Regions from separate parts of the Mus musculus genome. Here region 2 is linked to region 1. Evidence: chromatin loops called from intact Hi-C (ENCODE). Cell type or tissue: heart. All regions are shown on one strand. Links, peaks and the distances in the headings refer to the core of each region. The heading gives the core; the rest is flanking DNA. Region 1 holds the start of Gdf11 (growth differentiation factor 11). Region 2 has its middle 18 kb from the start of Mmp19.

Region 1 (8,327 bases), core at 53-8,052:
TCATGTTTCTAGGGGACAAGATGTAAGGAAAGGAAGAGGTTGAAGATGATAAGATAAGAATGAAGAGACAGAATGAAGACAGGTTAGACCAAGACCAGCAGAGGAACGGAACAAGTAGATCACAGTAATGGGAGCAAATGTTTGGGAAATGGAAACACTGGGTAGACTGGACTGGAGTGGGTAAGGTAAGAGGGCAAAGGTGGGACCCTCGTGGGGTAAAGAAGAGATGGAAAGGTGCAGAAGAAGGAACAAAGAAGCAGGTAAAGCTATGGAGCTCTGGTGGGGAGGGGAAGGGGCCACATCTGTGTTGGATTGATTTGGTTGGTGGCAGGCAGCAGGTCAGGTTTAGGAGGCGGTGCTGGTGGGGGAGAGAGGTCACTGCACTATTTTCAGCAAAGGCCCAACCCCCTCTCTGCCTACAGCCTCCACCCCACCACACACCCTCTCCCAACTCAGGCTGGATGGCCCAGGGGCAGGAGGTTGGGCGAGAGGGCAGGGGCCTCTTAGCGTGCACAGGAGAGACAAACTGAGGGGCAGGGCTTGGCTCCTAGAAGAGCAGGGGGCTGGGTTCCCAGGGATGAAGGCTGGGGTGGGAGAGTGAGAGGGTAGAGGGAACTAGGGCAGGCCGAACAGCCTAGGAAAGGTGGGGGCTGGGGTCCGGGGTTGGCTGGGGGAGGGGAGGCAGGGGGAGGGGAGCAGAGGCCATCTCTGCTGACAAACACCTCCCCCGATTAGCAGAGCACAAGTCTCTTATTAAAGCGGGTCCCTGGGGATTAGACTATAAAAGTCTCTTTTTCCTTTTCCCCCCTCTCCTCTCTCCCTCCCCTCCCCTCTACTCCCCCTCCCTCTCTTAAGGTCGCAGCTAGACTCTTAAAGGGGAAGTACAATACCTGGTTTGAAACCCAGTTCCTGGGTTACCTAAGTCCTGGAGTGGCACTAAAATGGAAGTCAGGGTGAGACCCAACTTCATCTACTGGTACAATCCCACCCCCAGGCTTAATGGCTACTGCCCAATTTGTGCATTCAGAGTCCCTTCACTTCCTGCTGCTCTCCACTACCAGAGTTAATTCTGGACTCAAGCCTTCTGGTTACAGGAGGCTAGGGATAGTGAAGGCAATGGGAAGCCTGCAGCTGGGTCACTCACCCTGGAAATACACACTTTACATCACACAGAGCAGAGTATCTTTTCTCTATATATCCTGCATCTTCCAGAAAATTTTGTCATTCATTATTTCCCTACAACTGTTTTCTAGAATCTTTTCCCTATCCCTGCCCTTAGTCAATCAAAGACTGACCCTGGTTTCCAAAAGTAGAAGCAATAAGAACAAGGGAGCCTGAGAACCCAAGATCAGATCTCTGTGCACACACACACACACACACACACACACACACACTCACACACATACACATACACATACACACGAGAGAGAGAGAGAGAGAGAGAGAGAGAGAGAGAGAGAGAGAGAGAGAGAGAGAGAGAGAGAGAGAGTTTCCTGACTCTGAGTTTTCTTTACAATCCTAACCAAGTTGGAGTTGAATTCTGCAGAAACTGGGTGGCAAGTGCCAGGCTCTCAACCTTCCAAATGCACACCTGGGTTCCTGTACCTCTACCATGGGGGTGGGCCACTAGGATTTCCCGCAACCCCCAGCTTTTTATGACCCATCTGCCAATAAACCAGCCCCCCCTTCTGTTCAGAGCCATAAAACCAAAGGAGGGGGGGCTTGCCAAACCACTAGGGAATAGAGAAAGCCTGGTTCCCTGGAGTTGGGGGGGGGGGGGACTACAGTCAGTGGGGGAGGGGAAAGGGAGTCACCTGACCCTAGGGAGAGAAGGCAGTGGGGGCGGTAGTATTGGCCTGGATTTTCCAGGCCATAAAATTTCAAAGCCGCTCCTGTCTATCAGAGTGTTCATCCTCCGTTTGGCCAGGGGCTCGGATGCCTGGGTTCTCCCATCCCCCTCATCTAGTTCTTTCTCCCTGGGTCTTCTTTGGCTCCAGCTGTGGGTAGGACAGGGAGTGAGCACGCTAAGATGAGAGTAACCAAATGATACTCGTTAAGTGGCAAGCGCAGTGGAGTTGAGTTATTTGAGCTCTTTCGGTACCAGGAAGGAACAGCTCTTCTAGGTCCTAGGGGATACCCAGTGCGAGATCAGGTGCAGAAAGGAGAGGTGTCAGCTGAGTTGCTGAGACGTACACCGGGTTTGGGTCCTATGCCATGGCCTTAGAGGAACACTTAGTTTTTCCGAAAGCCGGTGGGCGCCTTCCGGAGCACCGGGCAAGGAGTTGATGCTGGTGCCAGAGCAGTGGGAAGATGGCACTGCGGCCCAGCTGAGACTGCACGGGTCACGGAAGCTCCCCACCTAACGCTCCAGAAAAGTCACTGTAGGGTGCCAGTTTCTAGGACTACTTCAACTTGAATCTTTTTCTCACAAGGGATGGAAAGCAATAGCTCACAACCTGCCTGGTTTGGCCCCCCTCCCCCAACGCGCCATCCTCCACCCCCCCACCCTAGAACGGGGCGTGCACTCAACTCCGCTGCCCATCTTCTCCGCTCAAAAAGTTGTGTGGAGTGGCCCGGCTCCCCAATCCGTCAAGTTTTCGCAGAAAGGGCTTCCGGGTCCTTCCCGGACTGCACCGCACCGCGCGCACCCCGCAGCCCACTTACTCTCCTGGGCCATGCTTATGACCGTCTCGGTGGTAGCGTGGTACTCGTCCTCTTCCAAGAAGTCCTCAGGCTGCAGCGCGTCGCCTTGGAAGTCGTGCAGATCCAGGATCTGCTGCAGCGGCGGCGCCTTGGGCAGCAGCTGCTTCACTACCTCCCGGCTGATGTTGGGCGCCTCCTTGAGCCGCAGTTTGCTCAGGATCTGCGACTTGATGCTCTCTAGGCGCAGCTCGCGGCTGTGCTGCCGCCACACGCACACGGGGCAGCCGTCCGGCTCCGGCGGAGCGGACGGGGCCGGCCGGCTCGAGCGCTCCCCCCCGACCCCGGCCGCCGCCGCCGCTGCCGCCGCCGCCGCCGCGGGGCCCTCGGCCGCCTCCCCCCGGGGCCGCAGCTCCAGGGCGAGGAGCAGGAAGCCCAGCAGCAGCGGGGCCGCGAGCACCATGCTGCAGGGGAGGGGAGGACTGGGGGGCGGGGACGCCGGAGTCCCGCGGGGAGGGGGCGGAGGGAAGAGGGAGGAGGAGGGGGTCCGGGCGGCGCGGGATTGGGGGCTGCCCGGCCGAGGGGGGGCCGGGGGCCGGGGGCGGCGGGCGCACGGGCGGGGCGGGCGGGCGGCCGGGGCGGGCAGCTGGGGGGGCCCAAGCCCGGGCCGGGCCCTTTATAGCCCCGGCCCCCGTGTCGTCAGCGGCCGCGATTGGCTGCGGAGCCAACAAAAGAGGTAGCGCTGTCATCCGAGGCGAGAGAGGGAGCCGGAGAGAACCGAGGAAAAGAGAGAGAGAGAGAGAGAGAGAGAGAGAGAGAGAGAGAGAGAGAACACGAGCGAGCACGGGTCCAGAGAAAGATGAAGAGACCGAAAGATGAGGGGGAGGGGGGGAGAGGCCGTGAGGGACCGAGTCAGAGAGATCGGGGACAGACGGAGCGGTGGGTAGGGGTTGGGGGTGGGGGAAGAGGCAGATCCAAAGATACCCAGATAGGAAGGGAAGAGGGAGAGACAAAAGAGAGAAAAGAAGTCACAGAAGGGAGAGACTTAGCTAGAGAGCAAGAGCGAAGACTGAAGACGACCAGAAAAACTAGTGGGACAGTTAAGAGTGGAGAGAGTCAAAGACAAAGGTAGAGCGCAAAGAGGGGTGGCTAACCGAATTCTACGGAGTCGAACAGGAGAGAGCAGGAGAGGTGGGCAAGAGAACGGATGGGTCAGAGGGAGCTGATGGTACCCTGCGCAAGAGGGAGAGGCAGAGACAGGGGATACCTTGGAGGTAGCAACCCCTGAGGAGGCAGGTGCAGAGAAAAGACCAGGGGAGGAAGTAACACACACAAGTCAGCCTTGGTTGGAGCGCAAAGAGACACCCAAGGGGAAGAGGTGGAGATGTGAAGAATAGCCTCAGCTACCAGAGGTAGCCCAGGATGTTTAAAGAACCCATAAAATGGAACATCAGGCTGATTTATCACAGGGATGAAGGCGGTCAGGAGAGGAAGAGGCCAGGGACAAGCTGAGAAGTTGACAAGTACTGAGCCCGGAAGAAAACTATCTAGGAGGCCTGTGATCTTGAGATTGAGGTTTAATAGAACAAAGAGAGTGATCGTGATCGGGCTGGAAAGGGTGGGAGCCATGAGGGGAAGAGCCAGATGAGGGATGAGGTAGGGCTTGAAAGTGGTGCTTGGCGAGGAATCTGGACCCTCTCTCTGGGTTCCTAGCTACGTCTTTGTGTTTGTAAGGTCTTACATGTCTGAGAAAGCTTGAAGTTTTAGGCGTAAGGGTAAGAGCAGGGTCTATACTCAGATGTCTAATGTGGAGATAGCAAACCCCAAGGGGAGCCACTCTGGAATGGGACCAGCCATGGTCTTCAGGTGTGGTCCTAAGCGCAGCCAGACAGCTCAGTACACGAGGAAGACAGTGTACAGGTGTGCTCAGCCACTACTGCTGGTTCCCTCTTCCCAGGTCTCTGTTTCTCTTTTTCCCCCTCTTCCCCTCCCCTAAACCCTTTCTTCTCCTTTTCCTCTATCCTCTGAGACAGAGTCTCAGATGCATCCCAGGCTGGCCTCAAACTCAGTTATCCTCCTGCCTCAGCCTCCAGAGAGCTCTCTGTATAAGCATGCCTTGACCCATGTCTCTGAAGATCCCTTGGCAAACTGAAAATGTTAGGGGGTTGAGATTTGCTCTTCCAGTGTCTCGCGCAGTGTTCACTGAACAAAATGTATAAATGTCAGTAGGAAGGCCCTGTCTCAAAAAAATATATAGATAAATGTAAAATGTATAGACCTCACTATTGGGATTCTTGGACCAAGTAGAAGGTTTTTGGTTTCCTCTCTGGAATTAAACCCTAATTAAAATATATATATATATATGTTAAAGTTAGTTAGGCATAAACAAAAGAACAGAATTGGGTTTGGGAGCTGGAGTGGAATGAGGGTAACTATTGGGGTTCAGCTGTGAGGGAGAAGCAGGGTAGGTGAGAAGCTCTGAATACATGACCTATTCCTATTTAGAACAGGGACTTAGGGATGGAGAGATGGCTCAGCAGTTAAGAGCACTGACTGCTCTTCCAGAGGTCCTGAGTTCAAATCCCAGCAACTACATGGTGACTTACAACCATCTGTAAAGAGATCTGATGCCCTCTTCTGGTGTGTCTGAAGACAGCTACAGTGTACTTATATATAATAAACATAATAAATATTAAAAAAGAAAAAAGAAGAAGAACAGGGACTGAATGGAACACAATCCAGAAACTTCTCATTACTCCCTTGCTTTGGACCAAAACATGGGAGTGTCGATAACTTACCAAGTTTTTCTCTCCCTCTCTCTGTGTTCTCTTCCCTGTACCTTGAATTGGGTGTGGGGTGAGGTAGAACCAAGGGGCTGTGCATACAAAGCAAGAACTCTTCCACTGAGCAATCATCAAGTTTCTTTATCTATAAATGGAGACCATAATTTCTACCTTCAACTAGTTGTGAGGATTACCTCGGAGCCGGCCAAGAGTGTCAGGGAGTCAGGGCTTCTTCTTCAGGATCCTCTTTTGTCCCTTTCTGATCCCTCAGAGCCCTGATTGTTCTTACCGCATACTCTGCTGCGTTCCCATTTTTCAAACCTATTACTTTGATGTTATTTTCTTCAGGAAACAAACCAAACAAAAACAAACAAAAAATTGCAAACCAGCCAAGTGTAGTGGAGCATGCTTTTAATCCAGGAGGCAGAGGCTAGCCTGGTCTACACAAAGAGTTCCAGGCTAGCCAGGGTGATCTAGTGGGACCCTGTCTCTGAAAACACAAACACTTTGAGAGCAGAAATGGTGCTGCCCCTTTCTGCTTCTTTAGAGAATGGACAACTTACATTCACTTCCTCCTCAAACTTGTATCGAGTGGAAGGTCAAAGACGAGAGAAGCAAACAGTAGGTGCATAATACCTGCTAACGCTCCAGTCCAGGGGACCCGAGGCTCCTCAAACATCACAGACCAAGTACAGAAGCTCTCTCTGCTCAGATGTGCCCTATCCTGCAGGCTTCACTTGATGAATGGCAGTATGTACACAGACTACGTACCTGGATGTAGCACTCCAATCTTGTTTTATCATCCAAGTGTTCTCCTTGGACCCACTTCTCAGCTGGAGCTGGAGTTCAGGAGCTGAGTGTGATGCCCAAGCTTAATTCCTAGCATCCAACTTCCAGTCTCCAAATCTCTTGGCCAAATTTGTACTTTTACTAGGTCTCGGTGTAGAGGAAATTTTTAGATAAATCATTCAGGAATCCCCTTTCTTACTGTAGCTTCTCTAATAGATCTAGGATGCCTGTATGCCAAGTCCCAGCAACCTTCCTTTCTGGCTGTATGAACTTGAACAAGGTGTGTGTGTGTGTGTGTGTGTGTGTGTGTGTGTGTGTGCATGCCAGGCGGGAGTGGGGGTTAGGAGAATGCACAAAAGGATCAGATAATTTTATGGAGTAAGTTTTCTCTTTCTACCATGTGCTGGGTCTCCAGGATCAAACACTCAGGTCATCAGGTGTGATGGCAAGTACCTTTATCTGCTGAGCCGCCTTGCCAGCCCAGCTTATTAAAGCCCCTTACACCTTAGAATCCACAGCTATTTTTGAAGCATGAGGTCTGACAAAGCACTCTAATAGTATCAGTCAGCCTTCGTCACCTCTTACTGTGCTTGCAACCTCACACTGGGACACCCAACAGCAGAACCCTTTTCACGAATGTATTTCTTAGCAGCCTTAACTAAAGGTTGAATGACCCTCAGTGAGTGAACCTAGGTGGTGGTGGCGGTGAAGAAAATTGTGTAATTTTGTCCACAAGGGGTTGTTATAGGCCAAATACCAGGAAAGCACTCAACAATTTGCTCGACAGATTTCCACTCCCTGGCTTTATCGCTAGGACTAGTAATTCATTAAGTGGACAAGACTGCCCTCTGGTGGAATAACATGAAACGTCAGACCAGTGGTTTTGATACTTGCCCTTCAGACTTTTCAAGTCAGGAGTACCTTTCCCCAACCTCGAACCCGAGTACCGTAGGCAAACGCTGTACTGGTGAACAACATCTTCAGGCGAAGTTTTGAAAAAGAGTAAGCTTTGTCTCTTCCTCAACCCCTCCTAGAGTCACTTCTTTCCTTGACTTCTCTCAGGTTTGGTCCCTTATGATTCCTCTAAGACGCATAAAGTAATTCCTAGCTTTCCGTCTGCCCCAGACCTAGTCGTGAGAAGGGGGCGCTAGTTGCTTTATAGGACAGGAGTTGGAAGAAAGCAGAACATTAAGACTTTTGCTTGCTGGGGTGATAGCGCAAGTCTGTAAGCCGAAGTGTCAAGAGAGAGTGTGAGGCAGATCATTGCTATAAGTCAAGGTCAGCCCGGGCTACCTAGAGAGACCCTGTCACCCGCCAACCAAACAGCCCACGCACCCACCCTTTGCTTATACCGGTATGTGCCAACCCTGGCTTGGATCCCAGCTCACTGCCCTGGTCTCCCTGGTAACTGCCTTCCAGCTAGGGGTGCCCCTCTCCTAGGTTACCAGAGCGACCTCCATACCCGCCTCCTTCCAGGTCCTGACTGGTTCATAGCAAATGTGGGTAAGGGTCTTGAGGCTGGTATTTAGGTTTGAAGGTTGTGAGCTACGGGTGAAAAGGAAGCAAGTATCTAGGGGAGGGAGCCGGTAGAGGGATGGAAGTGCGTTCTCCGGTATGCGGTCTGTTAACAGCCTTAGAAGCAAGAACTGCTCCTGAGGAGTCTGTTGCCAGTGTTCGAGGCCAAGGCTCAAGGGTGCTGTTACGGGGGTGGAGAGTGGGATGGAGTGGGGGTGGGGTATGAGGAATACACTGCTTCCCTGATCTGCGGCACCCCTTCCTGCCCTGTACATTAGAGCTGGGCTTTTGGAGAAAGCTACTTTTCTTGCCTCCTTTGAGAGAATTTCCCCATTCTTCCCACACAAGTGCCCCCCCAGACCTGACCCCGTTTAGCTTCTAAGATTAGGCGAGGTCAGGTTGCAGTGGTACACAGTATTCCCTAATCCTATCTCCATTTTCCCCCCAAAAGCCTTATCTCTGGGGCTAATGGCTTTATTCTTCCATACTTGGGGGCTTCCTTGGGGTGGGTGAGGAGGGTGAAATGGTTGAATTGTAGGAGCAGGGGGTGGGGGGAGAGGACCTCCCTGGAGGCTTACCTCCCTACTCTCTTCCCTTCTA
Region 2 (8,327 bases), core at 175-8,174, 120 kb before region 1:
CTCAAAATCAAACTTTTTGTTGTTGTGTTTTGTTTTGTTTTGTTTTGTTTTTCCAAGACAGGGTTTCTTTCTGTAGCCTTGGCTGTCTTGGAACCATCTTTGTAGACCAGGCTAGCCTCCAACTCACAGAGATCCACCAGCACCTCTCAAGTGCTTAAAGGCACATACCACTTCCCCCTGGCCGACATGAATGAGTTTTTAAGGATTTTTTTTTATGCTTCTATGTCTATGTGAATGAATGTCATCGGAACACAGGTCAGGTGCCTGTGGATTCCAGAAGAGGGTGTAGGGCTCCTTGGAGTTGGAGTTACAGGTAGTTATGAGTTGTCTGAAGTGGGTCCTGGTAACTGAATTTAGGACCTCTGCAAGAACAGTATACTTTTAACCTCCGAATCATTTATGTAGCCCTGATAAAAATCCTTTATTAAAGCCAGCTAGAAGCCGCTGTGGTAGAACACACCTTAATCCCAGTACTCAGGACTCTGAGGCAGACAGGTCTTTAGGAGTTTCAGACCAGCCAGGGCTGAAACTGTCTGAAAACCTTGTCTCAAAGGGGGAAAAAATGAAAAGTAACAGGCATAACTGCTGCTATGTGTTTCAGTTAATTTTCAATTGCCCTGACTGAGATACCATGACCAAGGGGACTTAGAGAAGAGTTAGTTTGGGGTTTCAGAATGTTAAGAGTCCATGATCATCATGGAATGGGAGCATGGTAGCAGGCAGGCTGGCAAAGGCCTGATTAAAGGTTTGTGCCAGGCCCTCAGACTGGGTCTTACTATGTCACCTAAACTGGCATCCTCCTGCATCATCATCCCCCAGTGTTGGGATTATAGGCATGTAATGGCAAGGATAGCATTTGAATAGCGTGACTAACACTGCATGAAAATCTGGCAGTGAAGACTCGGCCTGCATTTGCAGGCAGGTCTCAGGGTGACAAGTATGTGGCCAACATGCTTTCAGTTTTGCAGGGTCTGTTTTCCTCCACAGAAGAACATTTACGTGTAAGGCAGGAGTCTTCAAAACATGGCCCATGAGACTGGTGAATTTAGAGCCTACCATCCTGAAATATGCTACTTTAACATATTGGTTATTTTAAGTTGAAGAATTTAGCTGGTCTTTGCTACATTGTGGGATCTTCTTTTTCCCCACCCTTTATTCTCCCTCCCCCTCCATTTCACCCCATCACTAGATAGGAGATAAAGGAGAGAGGGAAGAGAGAGGGAGGGAGGGGGGGTTGTTTGAATCTAATTTCTGTCTTATTTCTTCTTTGAGTATGATTACTAACAAACCACAACCAACATCCCCGAACGACCAACAACCACCCACCCTACCTTTCATGGTCCCAGCATTTATATATATACCCTCCAAAAAGTTCCCAAAATTCCAAAGGTCACACAATCACAGAAACTATCAACAGCTGGCAAAACCATGCTTCTGCTAGAGCATGAGGCACATCATAATCAGCTGCCGTGACACATCCCCAAATCCCCACACGTCTTAGTCAGGGTTTCTATTAGCTCAACAAACCACTATGTTACCTGGCATCTCCAAAACTGCTGGGGTCCCTTGCTGCAACTGGGCTGCACTTTCATCAGTAGCCTCTCATAGGCTTTTCCCGGTGCCAAGCCTCAGCTTCTCTACATGACCCTTTCAGCCCTGGGCCTCCAACCGCCACTGAGGCTGCATCTTCATCAATGACCTCTCCTGGCCTCTCACAGTGCCAAGCTTCAGCTGCTCTTCATGACCCCTTCATGCTTTCAAAACAAGTACCACCTGGGTAACCCTTATATATTACCAAGTCCAGCTGCCAACGTGAAGTACAACTGTGGCTGCCTCTGGAACACAGCTTCTCTGTGCTCCCAAGAAACACTTCCCAGAAGATTTCACCTCAGTGATGCCGGTCTCTTATTAATTGTCCCAGTAAAACAAAGGTTTCTCTTTAGTAGTTCTGGTACTGTGTTAATCACAGCTGATTCTTCAGCCCCAGCTAACCAGAACCATAGAATATTTGCAATCAAAATAGAAATGGCTCTGAGAGAGCCTTCAGTCTTCCCTCTGAAATGCCACAAGCCAGGCATCCATTTTCTGCACAGCTCTCAAAATTCTTATCTTCCAAGCTCCTACAGAACATTGCCGCCATGGTCATAACACTCAATGGCTTTTCTAGCCCAAAGTTCCAAAGTCCTTCCACAAATCCTCCCCAAAACATGGTCAGGTCTGTATACAGCAAAGCCCCACTAAACTGGTACCAGTTTGTCTTAGGATGTCTATTGCTGCGACAAAACACCATGACCAAAAAGCAAGTTGGGGAGGAAAGGGTTGATTTGGCTTACACTTGGAAATCATAGTCCATAATTGTAGGAAGTCAGGACAGGAACTCAAGTAGGGCTGGAACCTCGAGGCAGGAATTGATGCAGAGGCCACGGAGGGTGCTGCTTACTGGCTTGCTTTCCAAGTCTTGCTCAGCCTGCTTTCTTATACAACTCAGGACCACCAGCCAAGGAATGGTACAACCTACAACATGCCAGGCCTTCCCCTATTGATCAGTAATTGAGAAATGCCCTACAGCTGGACCTCATGGAGGCATTTCCTCAACTGAGGCTCCTTCCTCTGTGATGATTCTAGCTTGTGTCAAGTTGACACATAAAACCAGCCAGTACACCACACGTAGGATTAAAACAAAAACACATCTTTATAATATTTCTGTGCTAAAACTCCAGAATTCTCTCTATGGAAGAAAATACAATATTGGTGCTCTTTGTTTCATCTTTCTTCCTGAAAGTAGACCACAAGGCAGACTGCAAAGGTGCCCCCTTACCAGGAGGAAGGGGAGACATTCTTACCAGAGATGGGGAACTGAGGCTGAGAGAACTCTAACACAAACAAACCCTGTGAGCTAGGTATGGTGGCACAAGCCTGTACTCCCAGCAGCACTTGGGAGATGGATCTTGGAGGATCGGGAGTTCAAGTCATCCTTGGTCAAAAGGTAAGTTTGAGACCAGATTGGGTGGTGTGAGACTCAAAATAAAATAAAATAAAATAAAATAACATAAAATAACATAAAATAACATAAAATAACATAAAATAAAATAAAACAAAACAAAAATCAACCCCAAAAGGAAAGTTCCTCTCTCCACATTTCCACAGCTGCCCAATCTCTCCTCTTATCACATTTTTAAAAAGATTTATTTATTTTATGTATATGAGTACACACTTTAGTTGTACAGATGGTTGTGAGCCTTCATGTGATTGTTGGGAATTGAACTTAGGACCTCTGCTTGCTCTAGTCAATCCCACTTGCTCCGGCCAAAGATTTATTTATTAGTATAAGTTCACTGTAGCTGTCTTCAAACGCACCAGAAGAGGGTATCAGATCTTATTATGGGTGGTTGTGAGCCACCATGTGGCTGCTGGGATTTGAACTCAGTACCTTTGGAAGAGCAGTCGGTGCTCTGACCCACTAAACCATCTCACCAGCCCCTCTTGTCACATTTTTGTAGTTGATTTAACCTAGGGTATAAGCTCTCAGCCCTCGCTGCTACTTTGTATTGTCATCACCCTCCTGAAGGTACTCCCTGCACACATAAAAATAACCCAACACAACTTGTGTGCTTTCATCTGCTATTCTAATACTAACTTGATTTTCAGACCCAGTCAGAGTGTGAGAGAGTTAATTGCTCTCCCTTGCTTTATGGCTGTAATAAAAACTCTGACCACAACTAACTTATAGAAAGTGTATTTTTTTTTCCATTTGGTCTAAAGCCGATGAAGCAAAGCCAAGGTAGGAACTTAAGGCCACAGGGGTTTTGGGCTTGGTGGTCCACGCCTTCATCACAGCACTTGGGAGGCAGAGGAAGAAGCATTTCTGTGAGTTCAAATTCAGCTTTGTTTATGGAGTGAGTCCCAGGCCATCCAGAACTACATAAGGAGATCCCAGTCTCTAACAAACAAACAACTCCAGAACCCCACCACCAACAGCAGCAAGGACAGGATTGCTCACTGACTGTTCCCTGCTTCTGTTCAGCTAGCTTTCTTATGCAACCTAGGACCACCTATGACAGTGGTTCTCACCCTTCCTAATGCTGTGACCCTTTAATACGGCCCCTCATGTGGTGGTGATCCCCAACCATAAAATTATTTTGTTGCTACTTCATAACTGTAATTTTGCTACTGTCATGAAGTATAATGTAAATCTCTGTGTCTTTAAAAAATGATCTATTTATATATTTTATGTTGTCAGTGCTCTATCTGCATGTACACCTGCATGCCAGAAGAGGGCATCAGAACTTATTAGAGATGGTTGTGAGCCACCATGGAATTGAACTTAGGACTTCTAGAAGAGCAGCCACTCTTAGCCACTGAGCCATCTCTCCAACTTCTTATATCTGTGTTTTCCAATGGTCTTAGGTGACCCCTGTGAAAGGTTCTTTCAACTCCCAAGGGGTCGTGACCCACAGATTGAGAACAAATAGCCTAGGACCCTCTCCACTTATCTCAGAAAAAAACGCCCCACAAACACACCCACAGGCTAATCTGAGGCAAGCAGTCCTTCAACTGAGTCCCTCTTCCCATCCATGACCAAGAATATCCATCATACTGGTAAAGGAGAAATTTATTTCCCCCACAAAATCAGTTGAGGAAGTCACAACTAGTATGTCATTGCCGAGAAGTTTCTCGTCTTGCCTTGTGTGTAGCTGCCTTCTTATGTAGAGTCACACACATGGCTTTTCCTGAGCTTATCATCCTGGAAAGAATCCCCTTTGATTAGGGCACAAATCTTATTAAAGGTTCCCTATCTCATGACCTCATTTAAATCTAATTAGTGCCTTAAGGTCTTGCTTCCAAATGCCATCACAGTAAGATTATAATTCAGCCCATATGTCCGTGTGTGTGTGTGTGTGTGAGAGAGAGAGAGAGAGAGAGAGAGAGAGAGAGAGAGAGAGAGAGAGAGTTGCTTTTCTTTGCTCATGGTGTGTCATCCCCCCCACCCCCCTTATGCAGGTAACAAAGGTTAGGAATTTGGAAGTGAGCTGTTTTAGGACTGGTCGTTTTGGCATTAGCTTGTATTGGGGTTTGCTGCCCACTAGGTGGTACCGAGAGGCCAAGTGGTATGGAAATTTTCCTCAACCTGCTTGTTTTCAAAGCAGCAGATAGGTTTGTTTTTTTCCTGTACAGAAACTTTCTAAAACCTATGTTTGTTCGTGTGTATGTGTGTGTGCACGGGTGTGCAAATGTCACTGAGAGGACATCCTGTGGAATCAGTTCTCTCTTTTCTGCCAGTCCAGAGGATTGAACGCAGGTCGTCCAGCTTGGCCAAAAGCACCTTTACTGGCTGCCAGATCTGGCCAGCCCTCTCTTTGGGTTTTCTGAGGTGGGATCTCATGTAGCTCAGGCTGTCGTAAAAAATTTCACTGTATAACTGAGGATGGCCCTAAGCTACTGATCCTCTTGTATGCCTTGATTATAAGTAGACTCAGTACACTGGGTAATCGTTTTTTATTTAGTCTCCCAAGTACTTAAGGAAATGGTATCTACACCTTTCATATGTCTTCAAAATTAACCCAAGTACACATATCAAGAATAGAGAATCTGTTATTAAGAGTGTAGTAGTGTTGCTGGGAGGTGGTGACACAGGCCTTTAATCCCAGGACTCTGGAGACAAAGGGAGGTGATCTCAGGTCCAGACTAGCCAGGGTGACATGGTTAACACTTTCTCTCTCAAAGAGAGAGTGGTGGGGACTGGGGCTGGGGATATGGTCAGTTGCTACACTAAAGAACTTTGAAATAGTCTTTTATTTATTTCTTTTTTTGAAAAGAGTCCTTTTTTTCTCTTCCTGGGTTTTATTTTTTTTTTTAATTTTGATTTTTTTTTTTCCAAGATGGGGTTTCTCTGTGTAGCTCTGGCTGTCCTGGAACTCACTCTGTAGACCAGGCTGGCTTTGAACTTAGAAGTCCACCTGCCTCTGCCTCCCAAGTGCTGGGATTAAAGGCATACGCCACCACACCCCACTTTTTTTTTTTTTTAATTTTGAAACAAGGTCTCCCTATGTAGTCCTGGTTGGCTCAGAACTTGCTGTCTTGGAACAGGAGAGATCCACCTGCCTTTGCCTCCCAAGTACTGGATTAAAGGTGTGTACCACTATGCCTGGCTCCCATATGCAATTTTTTAAAAAAAGAATTATCTATTATATGTATGAAGACACTGTAGCTGTCTTCAGACACACCAGAGGAGGGCATCAGACCACAGATGGATTTGAGCTACCATGTGGTTGTTGGGAATTGAATTCAGGACTCTGAAAAAGTAGTCAGAGCTCTCAATTCCTGAGCTATCTGTCAAGCCCCCCAACTGTTATTTTTAAGGAGTAGAAAGGTAGACAGGTGGCAGTAGCCTTTAATCCCAGCATTCAGGAGGCAGAGGCTGGCAAATCTTTTGAGTTTGAGGCCAGCCTGGTCTTCAGAGTGAGTTCCAGGACAGCCAGGGCTACACAGAGAAACTGTCTTAAAAACCAAAACCAAAACAAAACCGAAACAAAACAAATGAACATAGGAAAAACAAAAAAGAGGAGGAGGAGGAAGAAGAGGAGGGAGAAGAGAAGTAAGGAAGAGAAGGAGAGAGGGAGAGAGGGAAAGAGAGGGGAAGAGAGAGAGAGAGGGAGAGAGAAAGAGGGAGAGAGAGAGAGAGAGAGAGAGAGAGAGAGAGAGAGAGAGAGAGAGACTGTAACTGGGAACAAAGTTGACTTCTGAAACCTCAAACCCTAGTTATTCACCTACGTCAAGGTCACGCCTCCTAGTCCTTCCCAAGCAGTTCTAACTACTAGGGAACAAGCATTGAAACACATGAGTCTGTGAGGCCATTCTCAAACTATCACACATAGGAACACTGAGATTATAGACTTGCTCTCTGGGTTCTGGGGATCAGAATGCTGGTCCTCCAGATGGTGTGGCATGCACTTTTACCCATGGAGTCATTCCCCCAGCTTCTAGGATAAAACCTCATTATGTAGCCCAAGCTGATCTTGAACTTGATATCCTGCTATCTCAGCCCATGCCACCGTGGCTGACTATGCACTTCTTCTTCTTTACTCTCTTTTCACCACTGGCCACCCTTGTCAGCTTCATAGCAGAAGGTCAGGACCCTCACAGATCAGTTCCTTCTGATCTTAATGACCACTATTCTTTATGCCATGGCTAGTGATTGACTAGAAATTCTTCACCCATTCCAACACTTAGTTTCTAAAGCTCTCTGAATTTTTTTCTCATGTACCTCTAATCTGCTGACCGATGACTTTTGTTTTGAAAGTGGATGGGGGCGAGTTAAGAATACGTGTACTCTTTCAGAAGACCCAGGTTCAACTCCCAGGATTCATATGGTGGTTTATGACCATTCATGACTCAGTGCCAGGGAATCTGACACCCTCTTCTGACCTCTGTGGGCACTGGGCACATATGTGGTACACATATACATTAAATAAAATAAATATTTTTTTTCAGCTTTTAGCAACTTTATTTTCCTTCCATCTTTTTTCCCTTTGCTCAGGCACCTGCACAGCAGCGCAGGACCACTCAGTGGTGGCTCCAACCCACTCAGTGGCCTGCGCTGTGGGAGCTGCTGACCAATCCTCAGTGGCTGGCTGTGTACTCCAGTCTTCTGTGGGGAACTGCTGGATGGGCACAGAGGGAACCTGCACACCCTCAGACTAGTCGGCCACCTCAGGCTGAGCAGCAGTGAACTCAGGAGCTGGTGCGGTCCATTCACCCTGGAATTCCTCCTTGGTCACAGCCTTCTCAGCAGCAGCCTGCTCCTCCTTCTCAATCTCCTCTGGGTCTCTGTAGAAGTAAAGATCAGGCATGACCTCCCAGGGGTGCTCACGGGAGATAGTACCTCGCATGCGGAGTACTTCCCTGGCCAGCATCCACCACATCAGACCCACTGAGTGAGCTCCCTTGTTGTTGCATGGGATGGCAATGTCCACATAGCACAGGGGAGAATCTGTTACACAGAGCAATGGTGGGCAGATTGACATAAGAGGCCTCTGTGAGTGGCTGATGGTCAGCCCTGGGATCGGTCACCACTAGAAGCCGTGGCTCCCTGAAGGCTGCTTGGATCTGGTTAGTGAAGGTCCCAGGTGTGAAGCGGCCAGCGATCGGAGTGTCTCCTGTGGCAGCAGCAAACTTCAGCACAGCTCGCTGGCCAGTGTTCCTGGAGGAGATGACGCTGACATCAGCAGGGTTCTCGATGGCAACAATAGCTCGAGCTGCGAGCAACAGCTTCTCCCAGGTCCTCTTCAGGTTTATGATGTAGATACCGTCACTTTTCCTTTTGTAGA

Evidence for each region. Hi-C counts contacts between places; a loop is a spot of excess contacts. Peaks named below come from ENCODE experiments on the same cell type or tissue, not always from the same donor. Only the 100,000 strongest peaks of a DNase experiment are listed, where the experiment ranks them.
Region 2: a loop joins it to region 1, with 4 times the contacts of the local background. A loop is called at or near these places in 8 of 42 quality-filtered maps.

Annotation. Positions count from the first base shown.
Region 1 is chr10:128,888,583-128,896,909 of GRCm38, forward strand. Gdf11 (growth differentiation factor 11) reads right to left here and starts at 3,136. Exons shown (of 3, transcript NM_010272.2): 1 at 2,665-3,136. The coding sequence starts at 3,103. It also overlaps a transcript of Cd63 not described here. In heart, for the core only: a CTCF peak has its summit at 7,070 (motif pointing left); DNase peaks (open chromatin) are centred at 2,789, 3,359, 7,089, 7,549 and 1 weaker place; H3K4me3 peaks cover 5,765 bases; H3K27ac peaks cover 4,537 bases; H3K27me3 peaks cover 2,043 bases.
Region 2 is chr10:128,768,813-128,777,139 of GRCm38, forward strand. It overlaps the pseudogene Rpsa-ps2. Among named protein-coding and RNA genes, the nearest start is that of Mmp19, 18 kb to the right of the region's middle. In heart, for the core only: CTCF peaks have their summits at 4,263 (motif pointing right) and 5,108 (motif pointing right); no DNase peak of the experiment used is centred there.